Linked DNA regions of Mus musculus: region 1 is linked to region 2. Evidence: chromatin loops called from intact Hi-C (ENCODE). Cell type or tissue: left cerebral cortex. All regions are shown on one strand. Each heading gives the region's core, and the rest is flanking DNA. Links, peaks and the distances in the headings are about the cores only. Region 1 has its middle 10 kb from the start of Gm12853. Region 2 holds the start of Ermap (erythroblast membrane-associated protein).

What was found. Hi-C counts contacts between places; a loop is a spot of excess contacts. Peaks named below come from ENCODE experiments on the same cell type or tissue, not always from the same donor. Only the 100,000 strongest peaks of a DNase experiment are listed, where the experiment ranks them.
Region 1: it touches region 2 in a loop (2.3-fold over the local background); 5 of 42 quality-filtered maps call a loop at or near these places.

What each region holds. Positions count from the first base shown.
Region 1 is chr4:118,641,328-118,652,061 of GRCm38, forward strand. No RefSeq gene overlaps it. Among named protein-coding and RNA genes, the nearest start is that of Gm12853, 10 kb to the left of the region's middle. In left cerebral cortex, for the core only: a CTCF peak has its summit at 4,085 (motif pointing right); DNase peaks (open chromatin) are centred at 1,200 and 4,098.
Region 2 is chr4:119,183,281-119,194,014 of GRCm38, forward strand. Ermap (erythroblast membrane-associated protein) reads right to left here and starts at 6,715. Exons shown (of 13, transcript NM_013848.3): 1 at 6,526-6,715; 2 at 5,579-5,663; 3 at 4,350-4,439; 4 at 3,816-4,154; 5 at 2,261-2,542; 6 at 631-747; 7 at 26-58. The coding sequence starts at 4,434. In left cerebral cortex, for the core only: a CTCF peak has its summit at 5,218; a DNase peak (open chromatin) is centred at 5,198.

The DNA of each region.
Region 1 (10,734 bases), core at 988-8,987, 540 kb before region 2:
TATGATCAAATATCCTGCAACACCTAACACTTAGTGTTTTGGGTTCTTTGTATGTTCTGGTCACTAAACGGTTGCCCCCACTCTGTGGGGCTTCAGTGTTCTTTGCTGTATGGAAGACTCATTTTTGTAAAGCCTTTTTTCTCCCTACTAATTCTCCAGAGATGGCCGCCTCCACTTACTGTTTACTTCTTTAGACATTCTTTAACCTTTTCAAGATGGTGCGACATAATTCGTTCTCCCTTCCGTAGTTATTATAACTTTCTTTTTTCCTGTACCTCGGAGATTATTTCAATTTTTGCAAAAGATCGGTTTTCCCATTTATTGTTTCCAGTGCTAAATTAAGTTTAGCTTAATTTAATTTTTAAGGGCAGGGTCCAGTGTAGCTCAGGATGGCCTCAAAATCATTCTGTAGCCACAGATGTCCTTGGTCTCTCTATCCTCTCAGCTGTATCACCATGTCTGCGTTTTGTTTGATTTTATGTGCAGTGGCATAGTGAACTGGTATATCCACACCTGTTATGGGAATGCTGACCAAAAGGATGCTGCTGCTGAGGTGATGCTGAGGTGATGCTGAGGTGATGCTGAGGTGATGCTGCTGAGGTGATGCTGCTGAGGTGATGCTGAGGCTGCTGCTGCTGAGGTGATGCTGCTGCTGAGGTGATGCTGCTGCTGCTAAGGTGATGCTGCTGCTGCTAAGGTGATGCTGAGGATGCTGCTGCTGAGGATGCTGCTGCTGAGGTGATGGGTTGGGTGGTGACACTGAGGATTATGATGCAGTAGGGGAAGGTTGATAGTTTTGGGATGATGGTCAGTAAAAATACTGATGAGAACCAGGCAGGAAGACGAGGCTATGCTAATGTAACTAATGTTGAAAAATACCAGGGTGGTGGTGGTGTTGGAAGAGAAGATACCTTGCGTTTGTACTTGCTACCTAGTATACACAAGGGATGGAATTAGGAAAAAAGTTAGGTCAAGTTTCCTCAGGTACCTCCAAGGGATACTGTATCATTTCTGCTTCCTGCGTGGCTGCTGGAGTGGTCCCCGCTGCCTCATAAGCCAAAGTTATGATGTTCCTTAATGATGTTCCTCTCATTTTCCGAAGCAAAGAAGTTAACAAGCCTCCCAGGAATTCTTAGTTCAGAGCGGCTCAGCTGCAGCATAATTGGTCTGCAGCCAGGAGGGAGGACTCCTGCGGCAGCAGAATGGAGGAGGAGTGGCCTCCGGAATGGCAGAGTGAATTGGGAGCCTCATAGCAAGAGGGGAGAGGAGCGGAGAACTTTCAACTAACATTACTTTAGTTTAATTGGGCTTAGAGGCAGGCAAATTTCTGTGTGGCTGGCAGCTTTTATATCCTCCAGGGAAGTTCCAGGCTAATGGAGAGCTTCTGGGAGTTCCCAGTGGCCCACAGTCTGGGCCTTGCAACAGCGCCTGCAAAATGACGCACACAGTTATCCTCAGGCAGGTATCTCAATCCAGGAGGCTAATGCTGGAAGCTCAGAAGCTTCCTCCCCGTCCAGCTGGCTTGGCATGGAAAGTCGTCACCAGACATCCGGGTTTCTAGAGCTCTGCTTCCTCCCTGTCCAGCTGGCCTGGCATGGAAAGTCGTCACCAGACATAAGGGTTTCTAGAGCTCTGCTTCCTCCCCGTCCAGCTGGCTTGGCATGGAAAGTCGTCACCAGACATCAGGGTTTCTAGAGCTCTGCTTCCTCCCCGTCCAGCTGGCCTGGCATGGAAAGTCGTCACCAGACATCCGGGTTTCTAGAGCTCTGCTTCCTCCCCGTCCAGCTGGCCTGACATGGAAAGTCGTCACCAGACATCAGGGTTTCTAGAGCTCTGCTTCCTCCCCATCCAGCTGGCCTGACATGGAAAGTCGTCACCAGACATCAGAGTTTCTAGAGCTTTGAGGGCTGAGTTGGCTAGTTCTTACAGATCGTTCATAGACTGGCAACAGGGTCACATCTGAAACCCCTGGGGTTTTTATTGCCATTATTTGCAATTTCTTTTAATTTTTCCTCTATACAATGAAGTCATTACAAACAGCCAGCCAGTTCAACCTCCTCAACACCGACTCCCACACCAGACTTCAAGTCTGTCTCCAGATTTTTGGAAATATATATATATATATACACATACATACACATACACAGAGTCTGTCTCTCTTTATATATATATATATATATATATATATCCTATCCTGAAATTCACTATGTAGATCAGGCTGACCTTGAACTCACAAAGGTCTGCCTTGCCTCTGCTTGGAATTAAAGGTGTGCATCACCATGCTTGATCTTAGAAACAGACTTTATCATTGTGTTGGTAAGAACATATAGAAATATTTTTTCACCTTTTCCCAGAATGGAAGCATACAGTGACTTATAAGAGTGTGACATAAATGTACGTGACAGGAACATGGTATCTTTGCTTCTCATCTAAGACATATATGTACTTTCAACAGATTCTTCCAAGAGAATGCCCGGTGTTCTTAGAGTCTCCTCACAAAGAGTGAATTATTCAAATGGAACCTATGTGTTGAATCAGTTTGTCTCTGCCCATGTTGTGATGAGGCCAAAATTCACTCAGAGTCCCTTGTTGGCGACAGTTTCAAGATCATAGAGTCATAAGTGATTGTGATCATCTGAGTGTGGTGACACAGGCCTGTGACCCAACACTGGGTAGCTGGAGACGAGAGGGTGGGAAGGTGATGAACATGATCTTGGCTGTGCAGCGAATTCAAGCCCAGTCTGGGCTGAAGAAGGCGCTGCCTCAAACAAACGAATACCCATGCTAAGTGGCTATTGGGTCACACTGTTTTTTTGTTTTTGTTTTTTAACTTTGGGAAGGGAAAAAGGAAAATGTCTTAACGACATAAGTGGAAACTATAATTAACAAAGGGGTCATATTCTAAGAAGAAAAAAATATCTATAAATCTATCAATTTGGCCATCTCCCATCATTGTTCAAAATGGTGAAGTAGTCACCTTTTTCATTTTGGAACACTCTAACAAGGAGTTAGCAGATATTTTATTTTGAATCCCACTGGTCACTCATGAGGTTGGCATTTATCAGCTATACTGTTATTTTGGAGGGCTTTCTGTTTATGCCATTGATCTACCTTTCCTGCCAGCTTTGTCCCTTTGACATGTTACTTATGACTGATAAATATTTGTTCTTTCCACTTTATTCCCCAGTGTAGGGGACGCAGACACCAAACCCAGACACTACTGCTGATGCCATTCTTGGAGCCTGATATAGCTGTCTCATGAGAGGCTCTGCCAGAGTCTTACCAACACAGATGTGGATGTTTGCAGCCAACCATTGGACTGAGTACAGGGACCCCAATGGAGGAGTTAGGGGAAGGACTAAAGGAGCTGAAGGGGTTTATAAGCCCATAGAAAGAACAATATCAATCAACCAGATCCCCCAGAGCTCCCAGGGACTAAACCACCAATCACAGGGTACACATGGAGGGACCCATAGCTCCAGCTGCATATGTAGCAGAGGATGGCCTTGTTGGACATCAGTGGGAGGGGAGACTGTTGGTCCTGTGAAGGCTCGATGTCCCAGTGTAGGGGAAATGCTAGGGTGGTGAGGCAGGAGTGGGTGGGTGGGTGGGTGGAGGAGCACCCTCATAGAAGAAGGAGGTATGGGGGAATGGGATAGGGGGTTTGCAGAGGAGAAACTGGGAAGGGGGATAACATTTGAAATGTAAATAAATAAAATAACCAATAAAAATTTAAAAAATATAAAAATAGCCAATACTCTATATATTTTTTATTCTCATTGGAAATTTACTTTTATCATAGTGTGATTTTTTTAATATTGTTCCAGTAATATTGGTTGAATAGTATATTCCTTACCCTATTGTTTTAAAATTACATCATTACTTATAGTCAAAGTTTCTGATAATCATGACTCTATTTTGTACTTAATTATTTCATTGATTTATCTGTCAGTTCCTGTTACTAATATGATTTTTAAAAAATCTTGTTTTCTCCTTGACTATGTAAAAATAGTTTTTAAAAGGTGCTTTTATGTGTATGGATGTTTTGCCTGCTCGCATGTCTGGGCACCATTGCATGCAGTACCTGTAGTAGCCAGAAGAGGGCATCCGATCTCCTGGAGCTGGAGAGGGTTGTGTTTGCTGAGAACTAGACTCCAGACTCTGCAAGAGCAATCAGTGCTCTTAGCCACTGAGTTGTCTCTCCAGTTCCATTTTGGGTATGTTTATATGCTTAACAACATATTTAGAGTCAGCTCACCAAGTTCCATAGATGAAAGTTGGAGGCTTAAGAGTGACTTGGGATTAATCCACTTGCAGAGGTGACATCACTGTAGAGCGGAAGCCCCTCATTCAGATGCCTGCTGGACTCACCTCCTAAGTAAAGTTTATACAGCTCTTCGTTTACACCTTAAATGAGCTTAATTCTCTCTATCAGGGAGTTTATTTCTATAAATAATGTATATTCTGTATCTATTATTGTTATTATTATTATTATTATTATTATTATTATTGAGACAGGGTTTCTCTGTATAGCCCTGGCTGTCCTGGAACTCACTTTGTAGACCAAGTTGGCCTCGAACTCAGAAATCCGCCTGCCTCTGCCTCCCGAGTGCTGGGATTAAAGGCATGTGCCACCATGCCTTTCTGTAGCTATTATTGATGGTAATCTGTTTATCCATTGTACTGACAGTACAAAGATATTTTAGATATTTTCCTCTTCATCTTGTATATGGTTTTATCTCTTAAATAGCATTTTACTTTTTTTGGTTTTTGAAACATTTTCATATGTAGCCCTGAGTGGTCTGGAACTCACTTTGTAGACCAGGGTGATCTTGAACTTACAGGGATCCAACTGTCTCTGCTTCCCAAATGCTGACATCAAAGGCTTGTGTTACCACACGCTTCCTTAAATCTACTAATGTACTATGTTACATAAAATGCTTTCTAATTTGGAATCTTTTTCTCATTTACTGGGTAAGTTATTCTTGGGTATGTTATATTGTTATTTTAACAGGTGGCTAGATTTCAGTAAATACTTTACAAAGGATACTTACATCCAGTATTTGTGCCTAAGATTACCTTTAATTCTGCATATGGGTGTGTGTCTGCGTGTATGTGATGTGCACATGGGTGCAGGTACCAATGGAGACCAGAAGCATCCGATATCCCCTGGAGCTGGAATTACTAGGCCACCTGATGTGGCAGCTGGAAACGGAACGGGTTCATTGTAAGAGAAAAACATTCTCTTAATCACTAGACCATCTCTCTAGGCCCTGGATCTGGTATTTGTGAGAGAAAGTTGGCCTTAAACCTTCATGTTTTGTGGTATCTTTGCCCAGTTATACCAACCTTATGCCAGAAAAGCATCAGCAGCTATCTTTCCCGTGTTCTGGACTAGTTGGTTAGTGTGGGAAAACTTGTTCCTTATCTGAGCCCTAAGACTCATTTTATTATGATTAATTGTGTCCAGATTCCGCCCCACCATTGGAGTGGGGGACACTCCGTTGGGGAGGCAGAAAGTGGGGAGCTTGACTGTGGTTATCCCACGCTGCCACGGTCAGGTGCTGGGCTCTAGGGAAGCACAGAGACACTGCTCAGGGGGTGGGGAAACGTAGTCTGAGATGGGGTGGAGGAAGATGGGGTTCTCTGACTCCCGGGAATCTAGTCACTAGAAAACTGCACAGAGAAGTCGGGAACGAAGTGTTGGGGTCCATGGGCCTGAGACGAGGCTGGGACCATTGGGGTCCTGTGGGCTGAGGATGGCACCTAGCCCGGGGCTGGGGGAGATGAGAGCTCCGGCTTCGTTTATCAGTGATTGTCCTTAGCTTGGCAGTGGTTGTCTGGAAGCACATAGAGAGGCCTTCTACAGGAGACTTAGGCTGCGGCTCCGTAGGCAAAGGCCATCTCCATGCTCCCCACAGCGGCTCTCGATGAAAGAGGCCGTCCATGTTTATCATTCTGTTTATTGAGTGTTCATCATGGAAAATGGATCCATTCCAACTTCTCAGGGTGGGCCAGAGGTTAATACCTTTTATAGGTTGGAATGTCCAGGAAGGGAAGCCTATTGGTTAAACCCTCAAGGTCTCTAGGTACCTCATTAGCATGGAACACTCTGTTTTGGGCTACGTGAGCTACATGGGGAGTATGGACACATGTTGTAGGCCAGGAATCTGGCAGGGAACAGGGAGCTGCCTACAGTCTTAGGTGGATGTCCACGTGCCAGGGACTTAGACCTTCTCTGCCTTACCAGGTTTCCTGGTAAGGTCCATTGTCCCACAATTAATTAATTAATTAATTAGTTAATTAATTAATGTTTTGGTTTGTTTTTCACAATGAAATATTTTTATAATTAATTAATTAATTAACTTAATATTCTAACTGCAGTTTCCCCTCTTTTCTCTTCTCTCAGTATTCCCCCACATCCCCTCCATCCCCATCCACTCCTGTCTTTCTCCTCAGAGAAGGGGAGGGCTCCCTTGGACCTCAACCCACCTTGGCCTATAAAGTTGCAGTAAGATTAGATGCATCTTCGCCTATGGAGGCTCAACAAGGAAGTGTGGTAGGGCAAAGGGTTCCAAAGGCAACAGAGTCAGAGACAGCCCCTGCTCCCACTGTGGCATGGTTTTCCCAGACAAGCTCTTAACTAACTATGTAGCCCTGGTTGGCCGGAAACTATGTAGACCAGGCTGGCGGCAAACTCACAGAGATCTGCCTCTGTCTGCCTCCCTTAGTGCTGGGATTAAGGGTGTGAAGCACCACTCCCAGCACAGATTAAGTTTTAAGGAGCGTCTCACCGTGCGGTGCAGGCTGACTTGAAAATTGTGTTTCTGCCCCTGCTCTGGAGAGCCTCTGCCTGACCCTGCTTCACTTCTAGGGCTTTTTTGAAATGTGGGCGCCTGGCTGACTCTTTAGTCTCTTCTCCACTGACTTTGGCTTTTAACATCTTGGGAAAATTTGTCCAGTTAAATTTTCTTTTTTGAAAAATCATGCATTTTATCTATATGTTCAAAATTTCTGATTTAAAATTTATATAGTAGTTTCTCAAAATGACAAGTGTCCCTAGTCTCTGTCATTTTCCCCTCCCTGGAATGTATTACTTGCCAATTGCTTATACCTTTGGATATACTGGTGTTAAAAAACAACAACAACAACAACAACAACAACAACATCTAACCCTTTCTAATGTTTCATTAATTTATGCACTTACTCTTATTGTTTTTATTTTGCTTGTTATCTATTTAATTGCTTTCACATAGTTTTAAAAGATTTATTTATTTTATTATCTTATGTCTATGAATGAATTCTTGTCTGCACTTCACCAATGCACAGTGCCCAAGGAGGTCAGAGGAGGACATAAACTCCCCTGAGGCTGGAGCTACAGACCGTTGTGAGCTGCCCTGTGGGTACTGGGGATTGAACAGGGGTCCCCTGCAAGAGCAGCCAGTGCTCTTAACTGCTGAGACATGTCTTCAATGGTTTTATGTAATTTTTATTAAGTTGAAGCTTGCAGCATTAATTTTACTAAAAGTGTTGTTTTCAAGTAAATGTATATCTTTGGCTATATTCTACCTCTTTTGGATATAGACTAGGTCTTTTGTTTATTATTTGTTGCTATATAGTTTATAATTTCCATATTGATTTAATTCCAAGGGTAATGTAAATGGTTTTAAATCTTCTAAGCATATGTTTTACTTGATTACATGCTACTTTGTATGTGTGTGTGTGTGTGTACGTATGTATGTATGTATGTGCCTGTGAACATGTGCTGGTAACTGAACCATGATGAAATCCACAGAGCTTGACACAGCAGGCTGTTCCTCCAGCCTCTAGCCTATACACTGATATTCTCCTTGTCTTTCAAGACAGATATTAACAATGGATTGTTACTTTTCTGTGCCTCCTGTTGGGCTGTATATGTGGTGCCTTCCCTTAGTTTTAAGGTCTTCTAGCTGTTGTGGATCTTCCTTCCTTCCTTCCTTCCTTCCTTCCTTCCTTCCTTCCTTCCTTCCTTCCTCCCTTCCTTCCTTCCCCTCCTCTCTTTCTTTTTTAAAGATTTATTTATTTATTTAATGTATATGAGTACACTGTAGCTGTACAGATGGTTGCGAGCCTTCACGTGGTTGTTGGGAATTGAATTTAGGACTTCTGCTTGCTCTGGTCAACCCCGCTCGCTCCGGCCCAAAGATTTATTTATTATTATGAATAAGTACACTGTTACATTGTAGCTGTCTTCAGACACACCAGGAGAGGGCATCAGATGTCATTAGGGATGGTTGTGAGCCACCATGTGGTTGCTGGAATTTGAACTCAGAACCTTTGGAAGAGCAGTCAGTGCTCTTACCCACTGAGCCATCTCACCAGCCACAGTTATTTTTTCATTAATGTATTCATTTACTTTACATCCCAATATTAGCCCCCCTCTCTGCCAAGTCCCTCCCTCCCCCTCCCCTTAATGCTACTTTCCCCCTTATTCCCCTCCCCTTCTCCTCTGAGAAGGGTGAGTCTCTCCCCTGGGTGCCAACCTACTTTGACACATCAAGTCACTGCCGAATTAGGCACATCTTCTCCCACTGAGGTCAGACAAGGCAGCCCAGTTAGGGGAACAGGATCCACAGGCAGGCCACAGAGTCAGGGACTGCTCCTGCTCCGCACATCTGCTCCATATGTGCAGGACGGTGTGTGTGTGTGTGTGTGTGTGTGTGTGTGTGTGTGTCTGTGTGTGTGTGTGTGTGTGTGTGTGTGTGTGTGAGGGGAGTGGAGGTGGGGGGCCGAAGGGGGGATTGTAGGTCCAGCTCATGCTCATTCTTTGGTTGGTGGTTCCTTTGTCTCCCTGATATACAGAGAAACACCCACCCAGCTGCTGATCTGTGGCAATGGAAACCAAGAAGTTGCACTTATTTCCAGGAGAGAACCTCAGTAGCACAATTTCATCACTCCTTGTCCTGTCATCTCAATTCAGAAGCATTTCATTTAACTGTCATTTTGAAGTGCCGTGTAATTTTAACTCATGCACAAATGCATAAGAATTGTACATAAAAATGGGTGTCATGTGTTGTTTTGATACTATGTATCTACTTTGAAATACTTAAATCAGGTTAAACATGTTTACCTCCTCCTCATCTGTTATTTCTTCAGGGTGAACTTTCAATATGTTCCTGCTAGAGGGCTGAGGCACACAGGGCGCAGCTGTTCTCTATAGAGTGGTTACTCAATGATGCAACACCACCCAAAGCATCTAAATTGCATTTGACTGTAACATTGTATTCACTGGCCAGCTGTACCCCAGACTCCCCTATCTTCTACTCTCAGCTTTGTAACAGAATTCCTCTTCCTGCCTCCATGGTTACCTTCCCAGGACTGCACATGTGAGCCAATTCATGCACACACTTGTCTTTCTCTGCCTGGTATATTTTCTTCATTTCATTAGTTCTATTCATTTTGACACAAATGATAGATTTCATCCTTTTTATGACACTGATGTTGCATAATGCATAGAAAACATGGTTCCCCCACCCCCATTTGTCCACTAGTTGATAGACACTTAGGTTGCTTGTGGATTCTTGGCAACTGTGAACAGCTCTACAGTCATCATTGAAGTACATAGTGTTTTTTATTTCCATTTGTTATATATCCAGTAGAGGGGTTGACTGATCATATGATACCTGTATTCTGAACTTGTGGAGGGGTCTCAATACTCTTGACTACAGTGGCTGCCCTAACTTTCCAATCCCATCAGTAGTGTGAAGGAGTTCCCTGTCCTCTAGATTCTCATCAGGGTGTGTGTCTGTAGTCCTGTGATAGCATTCATTCTTACTGAGGTGAGGTGATATCAAACTGTGGTTTTGATTTGCATCTCCCTGATGAAGAGTGAGAGGTTTCAAGCATTTTAAAAATGACTCTAGGCCATTGTAATGACTGTTCCTGGCTGTCAACTTGCCTCTATCTGGAATGAACTACAACCAGAATTGGAAGGTACACCTATAGTCCAGATCTTGAGACTGGAAGACGCAAGTTTCTGAACTGGATATTAGCATGGAGATCTTGAAAAGCTTAGACCCAGGCAAGATAGTCACACCTTTAATTCCAGGAGACTGAGGCAAGGAGATCTTTGACTCCATAGTTAGCCTGGGACAAAGCCTGGGACAAAGCAAGTCCCAGATCCAGGTGTGGTGACACACACCTTTAATCTTGGCCACATCTTCTGCTGGATACCTACAGAGGGACATTGGAAGAAGGAAGATTCACTCACTCTTCTTTGCCTGCTTGCACTTACTTGCCAGCGCATCTGTTGGAACCGACTTCTACAGAAGACCAGCTTAAGCAACTAGCCTTGTGGGACTGAGCAACTGCTAGATACTTGGACTTCCCATTCACAGCTGCTCATTGTTGGGTTAGTTGGACTACAGACTGTAAGTCATCACAATAAATTCCCTCAATATAGAGAGACATTCCATAAGTTCTCTGACTCCAGAGAATCCTGACTAATACAGCCATTTATACATCTTCCTTTAAAAATGTCCATTTAGACTCATTTATCACCTATTTTAAGTTTTACTTTTGAGTTGTTTGAGTTAGCTTCCAGTCATGATGACATGATGTGTGATATTGAGCTCCCATCTCACTAATGACTAATGACAAATGGCTAATGACTAATGACTAATGGCTAATGGCTAATGGCTAATGGCTAATGACTAATGACAAATGGCTAATGACTAATGACTAATGACTGTGTCC
Region 2 (10,734 bases), core at 1,669-9,668:
CCTGACCCCTGCCCAGGGCACTCACCTACCTCCATCGCTTGCTCATACAGCAGCTTCTCTGGAAGGGGAGAGAGGAGAGAGTGAGCTCAGCTGAGGAAGCGCCTTTTCCTCCATGCTGCTGCCCAAACATGGTCTGAGCTGTCTGAATAGGACTGACCCCTCCGCCAATATAGGTGTATGGCCATTTGAAAAGATCACAGTCTTCACACCCTCAGATGGAGGAGGAAGTGTTGGGTTATGTAACTTTCCAAATCCTTTGCAATTAAGATCCTGAGAAATGCAACCATTTTAAATGAGGGTTTTATCCAAATGAATATAATTGGATTTCCTGATTAGAAAGCTCTAATTTCTTAGTTAATTAGAAAGCTGCCAGGGTTGGTTCAGATCTAATTTCTCAAAGGCTGAGAATTCACAGCTCTACTCAGAGCCTCTCCACAGCTTACTCCCCTCCCTCTGCCATGTGATTCCCTGGCACGTGGCTGTCCCAGTTTTCAACTGGCAGGGTCTCCCACCTGCAGCAAATATTGTGTCCACATCTACTCCTGTGGGTCTTTCCCCAGAGCAGTCACAGTCTTCCATACCCCCCAGCCCTCCCCACCAGTGCCCACAGCTCCCTTACTGCCAAGTTACCTTTTGATTTTTTTTGTTTACAAATGAGCCAGATGCCAAGGAGGATGAGGAGCCCCAAGACGGGCAAGACCACAGAAAGAGCCACCGCTGGAGAGGACAGACTTCCTCGTTCTGGGGCTGAAACAAAGATCACCAATGACCACCCTCAGGGAGACATCTGCAAGCAGCTCCCTGCCTCGAAGGACAGATGGCTCAGGTGCATCCTGCTGTCCCATTGCCTCTAGGAAGAGTCCTGCCAAGACTGATGAAGCTCTTTGCTTCTCTTGGGAATTCAAACTCCAGGTGGCAAAGTGAAATGGGGTGCTCATATTTTACAAAGGCTTCTCAACCACAAACTAACCCTGTTCTCTAACTCCACTGACAAGGACTCCCAGGGACCTCACAGTCCTAAATGTGTGCTCCTTAATAATCATCAACAGTCCCTCATGAGTCCTGTCTGCCTTCTTCTGGTATGCATCCACAGGCTCAGCTGCAACAGTGTGCTCCAGGCCACTGGTGTGGGACTGAGGTCTGTGTCCCCGCAGGTAGAGCAGGAAAGGGGTGGAGCTGTGACAAGTGGTGGAGAGTCCCAGCTGGCTGGATGTTCTTGTTCAGCCTTTGGGTGGCTCTAGGCAAGAGACCTAGCCTCTCCCAACTTGGCTTAACTTATCTATAAAATGGAGATGGTAAGAGTCCTAATTCCCTGGGACTTGGGGGGAGGGGAAGGACTTAAATATATTACTTTAAATTCTTATGCTAGGGAGAGGCAATGTCAGAAGAGGAGAAGGGCATAGAGGGAAGAACAATGAAAGGGACCGGCAGATGTCCAGGAGGCTGCTCTACCAACTCATTTTATTACATGGCTCCATAGTTAGAGGGTTTTTCAAAGTGTCACACTTTTTAACCCAGCGGTTCCATTTCCTTAGGATGTGATTCTGAATCGGCTCCCAAAGAGGTATGAAGATGTCCACTATGTCATTAGTTATAACATGAGGGGGGGGGGGGATGGCAAGGCATCTGGATTTCCAAACACAGCCTTTGTTTAATTTGTTTTAATCTATAGACACACAATAAAATTCTATGCCACCCCAAAAAATCAAGTTATGAAAAGATATTTAAAGATATAGAAGAAAAATGGCATATAGCTAGGCAGTGGTGGCACATGACTTTAATATCAGCACTCGGGATGCAAAGGCGGGCAGATCTCTATGAGTTTGAGACCAGCCTGGTTTACAAAGAAACTTTCAGGTTATCCAGGGCTGTTACACACACTCCTCAGAGGTACATACATGTAAGTCTTGAGAGCCATACCCCAAAAATATTAGCAGTAGTTCTCTATAATTTATGAGATTCTATACCATTGTTTTGATCTCTCTAAAATGTTCCCTTTTTCCAAGTTTTTCTTTTTTTCCAATATACATTCTTAGAGCTATAATATGATATAATTCATGGAAATTTTGAAAAAATGTTTAAATTTTATGTGTATGGGTGTTTTGTTTGCCTGAATGTCTATGTACCATGCATGTGCCTGGTGCCCCAGCGGCTGAGCCATCTCTCTCACCCCTGAAAATTCCTTATAAAGTTTCCACTGAGGTAGGGGTTTCCTCCAGGCCTCTTAGGAGCCTCAAGCTTATATGCATCCCAGCATTACCTCCAATAATCATGGCCGTCGTCTTCTCTTGGCCAAGGGCCTCATTATGGATAGTGCAAGACACATTTCCCAGGGCATTGTCCCTGATTCTGCTGGACACTGCTGTTCGGAACAGCCCATTTTCATCCAGGGAGTGAACCTCTGAAAGGGAGAGTAGCGCTCTACCCGTAGTGTCTCTCCACTCAGTCCACGGCTTTGGGAACCATCCCACTGATTGACACAGCAGCTCGATCCACCCAGCATCATAGCCCTTCACGTGGATGTAGGGATCAGAACCTAAAACTGAAGAAGACAGATTGCCTGACTGAGGCAATCCAGCTGACTAGCAGGGCCCTGGCAAGGGCATGGTCCTAGCCAATTTCTTGCCCTCCACTCCTCCACCCTTCCCTGATGGACAGCCACAGCTGGTAACAGACCTAGAGCATATGCCTTCTTACCCTTGCCCACAGCTGCTCGGTTCACCACAAAACGGTTCATCCATATAAAGTTCAAGACTCACTCAGGACAACACCAGCATCACACTACCAATCTGGGGACCCCAGTCTCCAGTTGATAATGACTTACCCTTAAAGGACTCCACGATTTGAAAGAGTCTACCAACTACTGTGTGTTTTATAGGAATTCATCCCTCTGGGGCATGTAACCAAATGGCAATCAAAAGGTGATCAGAGGCTGGAGAGATGGCTCAGGGGTTAAGAGTACTGCTTGCTCTTCCAGAGAACCCAGGTTTGGTTCCCAACACCCACATGGCAACTCACAAATGTCTTTAATTCCAGTTCCAGGAGATCTGACCCTCTCTTCTGGTGTCTGTTGTCCCTAGGTACCCATATGGTGTACAGACATACATGCAGGCAAAACACCCACACACATAGAATAAAAACAAATAAATCTTCAAAGTGATGATCTAGGGTGACTTCACAGAGCTGACATGGAACAAACGCAGAGACTTGGACTGGGTTTGAGGTAGACTGACTTTTCTAAAAAAACACTGAAGATGGTTTGAGAAGCAGTATCTGCCTTCTGGCCCTTTACATACTCAGAACTCAGAGAGGAGCTGTGCAGCAAATCCTTGTCACAGCTGGGAATTCTGAGCCTGGAGGACTTTTCCTTGCAGCCCTGATTTTGAGCTTCTTTTTTTTTTTTTTTTTTTTTTTTTTTTTTTTGGTTTTTTTGAGACAGGGTTTCTCTGTGTAGCTCTGGCTGTCCTGGAACTCACTTTGTAGACCAGGCTGGCCTCGAACTCAGAAATCCGCCTGCCTCTGCCTCCCAAGTGCTGGGATTAAAGGCGTGCGCCACCACGCCCAGCTGATTTTGAGCTTCTTGGTAGCGGAGAAGAGAAAGCTTCCTTTGTTGTCTGAGCTAACAAGTTTACAGGTCACCAACTGTGCTTATCCAGGTCCTATATTGGACAATGTTTTCCAAAGTCCAAGTTCCTCCCCTCCTCACAACAAAACACCAGTCAGGGTTTCACTAAGTTGAATGGACAGGACTGGAGAAGTCCAGGCTGATAAAGCAGCTGTCACAAATGACCCGGGCCCCTCCAACCTGTGCTAACCTGCCACCTGCAGGGTCACGTTGTCTTCTCGACTTGAGTTTCCGACCCAGACCTGGCACTGGTATAGCCCTCGGTCCTCGAGCCTCACATTACTGATTTGCAGGATGTAGCTTTCCTTGTGGGCATCCCTCACCAGTGCCGTCCTGCCCTTATATTCTGGCATCAGGTCTTCATCTCTGTCCTGCCCGTCCCGGAACACGTGGACAGCCTGGGTGCGAGGTAGGTGTCCGGGCCGATACCACCTCATCTCGCTGAGTACCATGTTAGGCCAGAGGAAGAGAGGGCAGGGCAAGTTGGCTGTGTCCCTAAGAGGGGCTATGTAGACCTTGCCAGCATCCCCTGTGTGACGGAGACCAAAGAGGGGGAGAAAAACATTTTAGAGACAGTTTGGGAAGGAGTGAGAAAGGGGGGTTCCTTAGAGAAGGGCAATCCTGGAAAGGAGAATGGAAAACAGAACCCAAGAAGAGCCAAGTTCCAGAGCCATGCCTCATCCCTGTCAGACCTCCCAGGCAGAGAAAGACCCAAAACTCCTACCTAACACCTGAACAGGCGGCTGGAAGACAGCTATGGTGAAGAGACAGCCGACAAGCCAGGAACCACAGGGACTTGGTCTCTCCATATGAACTAGGACAGACATCAAAAGAGGGCTGATGAGTTCTAGCTGGAGCAAGGACATGTGCTTCTAAACCCAGCTCCCCTTCCCTACTCCCTTGTAATACCACTCTTACTCCTCCTGTGACAATGTGACTAAAATCCTCAGAAACTCTTCTTCTTAAAGTAGTTTTTAATTATATGTATATATGGGGGAGGCATGTGCACCACATGAGTGCAGGTGCCCTTAGAGGCTAGAAAAGGGTGCCGGCTCCCCTGTTAACTGGAGATAGTGGTGGTTGTGAAAATGGTCCCCAGCAAGAGCAACAAGTGCTCTTAACTGCTGAGCAGCATCTCCAGCCTCGCTGACAGCCTTGCAAGTTGACAATCAACCAAGGCTGCAAAGTCCTCATCATGTTCCAACATAAAGAAACCAACCCTTCAAATAGACACTGGGGCTAGCTGACTAGACCTAGACTCAGGTCTTACCTATTTCTATTTGCTAGTCCCACATCTCTAGCAAAGTTGTGTGATATCTTTGCCGCCATGGCAATAATCTGTCGGGGCAGGGCTTCTTCACAGGCAGGTGGACAGATTCAGGAGGAGAGTATGCATCGAGCACTGGCTGTAGATGCCTGGAGAAATGTGCTTGATAAATGTGTACTAAACTCAACGGAGATATCATAGCTCAGAGGTGCAAAGCACGGTGTGTTCTAGCGGTGGGAGACCCCAGAGAGTTCCCTAGTGAAGCTCTGCCCACCCACTTGCTATTGCCTGAACTGCAGGCAGTTAGGAGGAAGCGTGGTCTGTCCTGCCACACTGAGGAGGAAGTTGAAAATGCAAGCAGTCCAAGAGGAGATCACCTCCAAATTCTCTCCACCCGTTCCCACCCTGCCCATCACTTCAGTTATCAGAAAACAACCCGGGGGTGCTGGGGCGATGGTTCAGCTTGTAAGACTACTGCCTGCTCTTGCAGAGGACCTGGGTCAGTTCCAGCACCCACATAGCAGCTCACCAGTATCTGTAGCTTCCAGTTCCAGGGGATCCAATGCCCTCTTCTGACCTTCACAGGCACTAAGCACGCATTCACTCAAGCAGACAAACTTGTCCCCATAAAGTAAAAACAAATAAATCTTTTTTAAAAGCATAAACCCGTCATGTTGCTTTGATACCTGACATCTTCCGTGAGTGTGGCATTACACACATTTTCCACGCCACCACATGTTTCTTTAGCCGCTTCAGCATTCCAACACAGACCTGTGAGAATTTTTAGAAATAATTCCGTATGGTTGATCATCAGTACAGACGACAGTGGTTGGTGGCTAGAATTAGGAGTCTTAGTCCTAAGGGTTGTAGCAGAGTCTCCAACTAAATGAGACTGTAAATTAAAGCAAACTGCTTAACTCTTAGGCTTTGAGTTTCCTAATTTTAAAATAGGAATGTTTTCACCATCAAATTGTCCTAAGGGATGAATCAATCAATCAATCAATCAATCAATCAGTCAACATAAAAGTTCTCGCTTTCCCACAGCCTTGCCTTAAGTGAAATATATCAAGTTAAATAAAGTTTTAATCAATTTTATAATAAAATAATATTTTTAAGCTGTTTCTTTGACTTATTGTCTCTTAATAGCTTGAATAGATCTTTATATAGTAGCCATTTTTCCCCATGACACAAGTTGAAAGTATGTTCCTTCAGTCAGAATCAGTCACATTTTAAGTTTGAACTAGTTTGATTTTTAAAGCTTACAAATAAAAAAAAAGATTCCAACAGACATTCTCTTGCCAATCTTGAGCAACTTATGAAGACCCTACACATGTATAAATGATCAGCCTGATATGGCCCAGCCCGGGACCCAGCAGATGGTGGGGCCGAACTGCACATCTGCTGTATTATTAATGACTACCGTGACAATAAGTAAGAGTCTTAGACAGAACCGGCACAGCACGCTGGTAACTTGGATTCGAGGCTCCTAAGTGACAGCTAACCATTGTCCCATGTTGTCCTTTAAGATGATCTTTGTAAAAAGAAAGATTATTTCCCTACTGAACTTGAGGATCCTGAGAAATTTAAAGAACTAAACAGACTAAGGGAAGAAAAGAGACCGAAGAGAACTGACCTTTGAGGTGGAGATTGTGTCCTTTAGCGGCAGAGCTGGGGCCTCCTACCTGGGAACACTGGGCTCCCCACAGGCAGGGTGGTCTGACATCGGGCAAGAGTGCCAGGAAGATCTCAAGAGATGGGTCTGCAAAAAGTTCATATTCTAGTCTGATGCCAGAGTCTCAAAGCCAAGGGTTCTCTCTGTCTACCCCACAGAGGGCCTCTGACTGTCCCTATAAACAAACAAGCAACGCCCTGTCTGCCCACCCCTGATAAAGCGAGCGTTCAGAAAGGAGGCTCCCCAAAAGCAAGGGACCCGTCTACTGCCTCGGCAAAGAAGGACCTTTACCCCAACTCTCTTTTCCCCCAGTGCTTGGTGACAACCATGACTCCTAAAATTTGATTCCATTGTTCCTTTTTAAAAATGAAGGCTTGCTCTCTTGTACTTCCCAATAAGCATAAATTAGAAGCTTTATAGATGGAACTGAAGACCATTATGTTGGGGGAAATAGGGCAGACTCAGGAAGATTAGTTTTCTCCCATATGTGGGATTTATGTTTAGGGGTTTGTGGGGTGTGTGTGTGTGTGTGTGTGTGTGTGTGTGTGTGTGTGTAAGCACGTGTAGGTTATGAAAGTCAAAAGGAGACCATGGGAGAGGAGAAAGAAACCATAAAAGGCCAGGGGAGAGTAAAGTAATACGGGCAATTTGAAAGCACAGGGAGGAGCATTGGGGAGGAGGGAGAGCAGTAAGAAGGGGTTGGGAGTGTGTGAGAAGACACTGGGTGGGGGAATGAATAAGAACAAAGTGTAATGATGTGTACATATGCAACTGCCACCAAGAAACCCATCCCTTTGTACACTAACTTTTAAATTTTGACTTAAAAATTAGAAGGTTGGTTTCAAGATACCCACCAACCGGCCACGGCTTTTATCTCCAGCTACACCTTGATATATGCTTCCAGACAAGCCAACTTGCTTCCCGCCCCTCCTCTCACGTCACACCCTCCCCAACTGACTAGCCTTCTTCATATCGATTGTACTCACAGCAACACCAAATATGCACGTGGACTTTTATAAAAATGCACTGGTCACTCAGAAGTCCCCGGGGTTTCTTTTTTCAGTCATCACTGGGTTTCGAATCTAGCAGATTCCAGTGGTGGCCTGAACTGTGTCCCCTGTTGATGGCTGAGCTGTCACTTTCAGTGTAGCTGAGACTTGTCAGCAAGCTGTAGAGCTCCAGAAGCTTTTTTGCTTACTGTCTGAGATTCTATGCAAAGGCTCGTGGCCTGTGGTCATCCCTAAAGTTCACTGTAGGTAAGGCATCACGGGAGGAGCCCTGAGCCAGCTTTACTACATAACTCCTCCAAGATTTCCCACTTGTTCCCCGGACTAAAGAAACCCTTTTCTTCTCCTAGATCTTCTTCTGTAAATCCTTGCACTAAAGGACTTGTCTTACACTTTGCTTTGGGAATGGAGGTGGGTTGCGCTAGTTCATTCACCTGGCTCTGTGTTCATCTCCAACACACACCTCTCTCTCTCTCCCTCTCTCTCTCTCCTCCTCCTCCTCCTCATCATCATCATTCATATTAGGAAACCTCCAACTGCTCTCTCTCCTAGTTAACCTGAATATATAACAATCATACATGTACTCACCCTAGAATGCTAGAGCTTACGTCTCCCATCTGTTGACAGTCATAACTGAGTCATAACTCAGTCTTTGTCTATGTCCCTTCTCCCGAGTTTTAATTGCTTTGTTTTCAGACAGTATCTTACTACATAATTCAGGTTGACCTCAAACTCCTAACCTTCCTGCATCTGCCTCGTGAGTGGTGGTAGTACAGCCATTTACAAACTCAGGCCCACCATGCTTTGCTTTAAGGGGTTTATTGACAAAGGTCTGGACTTCCAGCTACATAACTGTGGTTTCCTGAACGAGGCACTATTAAAGAACGTTTATTGTCTTTTCTCCTTTATTTGAGGCAGAGTCTGCCTGCATACTCCACGCTGGCCTTACACTGAGGTTCTCCTGGGTGCTATGATTATAGACACTCATCCCAGCGCTTGACTCTGGTACTTTTTCCTGGCTGTTGAAGTATAAATATCCACTGTAAAAATTCACAAAATACAGGAAAGCTTAAACAAGACAATTGTAAGCCCTACTAATAAAACAAGATTTATTAATAATTTTGCTGTGCCTTCTCCCACTTTCTGTTTTTTGTTTTGTTTTGTTTTGTTTTGTTTTGTTTTGTTTTGTTTTGTTTTTCCAGAGAGGGTTTCTCTATGTATCCCTGGCTGTCCTGGAACTCACTCTGTAGACCAGGCTGGCCTCAAACTCAGAAATCCTTCTGCCTCTGCCTCCCAAGTGCTGGGATTAAAGGCGTGCGCCACCACTGCCCAGCCACTTTCTGTTTTAAAACAATATTTAAAAAATACGGTGATTAGACAATATATGTTCTTTGTGGCTTTTTAAGTTTTAATATACTAAAGCAATGGTGTGTACGTGCGTGGGTGTGTATGCATGCATGTGTATGGTTGTGTGTGTGTGTGTGTATGTGTGTGTGTGTGTGTGTGTGTGTGTGTGTGTGTGTGTATGTGTAGAGGCCAGAGGTCAATGTCAAGTGTCTTCCTCAATTGAACTCCACCTTATATTTTGAGACGGAGTCTCTTACTGAATCTGGGCCCTCTGAAGTGGTTAGGTTGCCTGGTTATCACGCTCTAGGGAATCTGCCTGTCTGAAAAGCATTGTATTATATCATAAATCTCCTGTGCTATTTTAATGGTTGTGTTGAATTTTATTATAGCTACTCTTCCATCCATTTTGTTTGTTTATTTGCTTGCTTCTGTTTTGAGACAGGGTCTCTCTATGTAACCCTAGCTGCCCTTGAACTCACAAAGATCCACCTTCCTCTGCCTCCTGAGTGCTGAAAAACAGCTCATTCATTCATCTTTTTTAAATTAGATATTTATTTTATGTATAAAATTACACCATTGCTCTGTTCAGGTACACTAGGAAAGGGCATCAGACCCCATCGTAGATGGTTGTGAGCCACCATGTGGTTGCTGGGAATTGAACTCAGGACCTCTTGAAGAACAGTCAGTGCTCTTAACCACTGAGCCATCTCTGCACCCCCCCCCCCCATTTATTCATCTTAACTCTGATGATAAGATGCTGGGTGTTGCAGGCTTCCCCTTTATAGACAGAGCTGCTTCTGGTCATTTACTTGTGACAACTCCTTCAGAGTGAAATTGCTTAAACTAATGGTTTGAGTCAATTTTTAAAAACTGGAGTGAAAACCACTTTGCCGTTTTACGTTTTGCTTTCTTCTGGTACTGGGCATTGAACTTGCAGTCTCTACCACTGAGCACCGTGGCACATGCTCTACCACTGAGCTAGATCCCCAGTTCTCTTGCTTCTTTGAGACAGGCTCACCATAATCTGCCCTAGGCTGATCTTGAAATCATTTTATATGTAGCTCAGGCTGACATTTTCAACTTGTGATTCTCCTGCCTCAGCTTTTCTAGTAACTGGGATCAGAGGCATAGCATTTTAGTCATTTTAAAGTCTACGTACAGAACTATGAACATCGCCATGCGTCAGATTTCTAGAATTCTCTCTTGCAGAATGCACTCTATATCCACTGATCAATAACTCTCTTTCCCCCTCCCCCAAGCTCCACTTTATGTTTCTTTTTTGATACCTCTTAAAAATGGAAGCATGTGGTAATGTGTGTGTTTATGTGTGTGTGCACACTCGTGTGGTTGTGTCCAGCTTTAAGGTTTTGAGATCTAGTACGGGATTGGACTCTGAAAAGAATGTAACAACTCAGACTTAGACTGAAAGCACCTCAGTGCCCATGGAGGCTTCCCAATGGAGGTAGCCCTGGCAGGTCTGGAATTTGCTAGGTAGACCAAGCTGGTCTTGGACACACAGGGACCCATTTGCCTTTCCCTCTGGAGTGCTAGGAGTAAGGGTGACAGAGAGACTAAAAAGCAGGTCTGAATGTGTCTCCAGAGGCCAGTGTCTTCTAAACCCTGTCTAAAATGCTTGTTTAGCACTTACTAGCTGGGTAATCTTGGACTTAACTTTTCCATGCCTGTTCCTGTTTAGAAATCATATTGGTACACATATCTTTATGAGGAACAGGGGACTTAATAATGCAATGGCCTCAGAGTATTGCCTAGAACAGAGGAAGCCCCAAGGGAAGCAGTTATTGTTATTTCTCAGGCT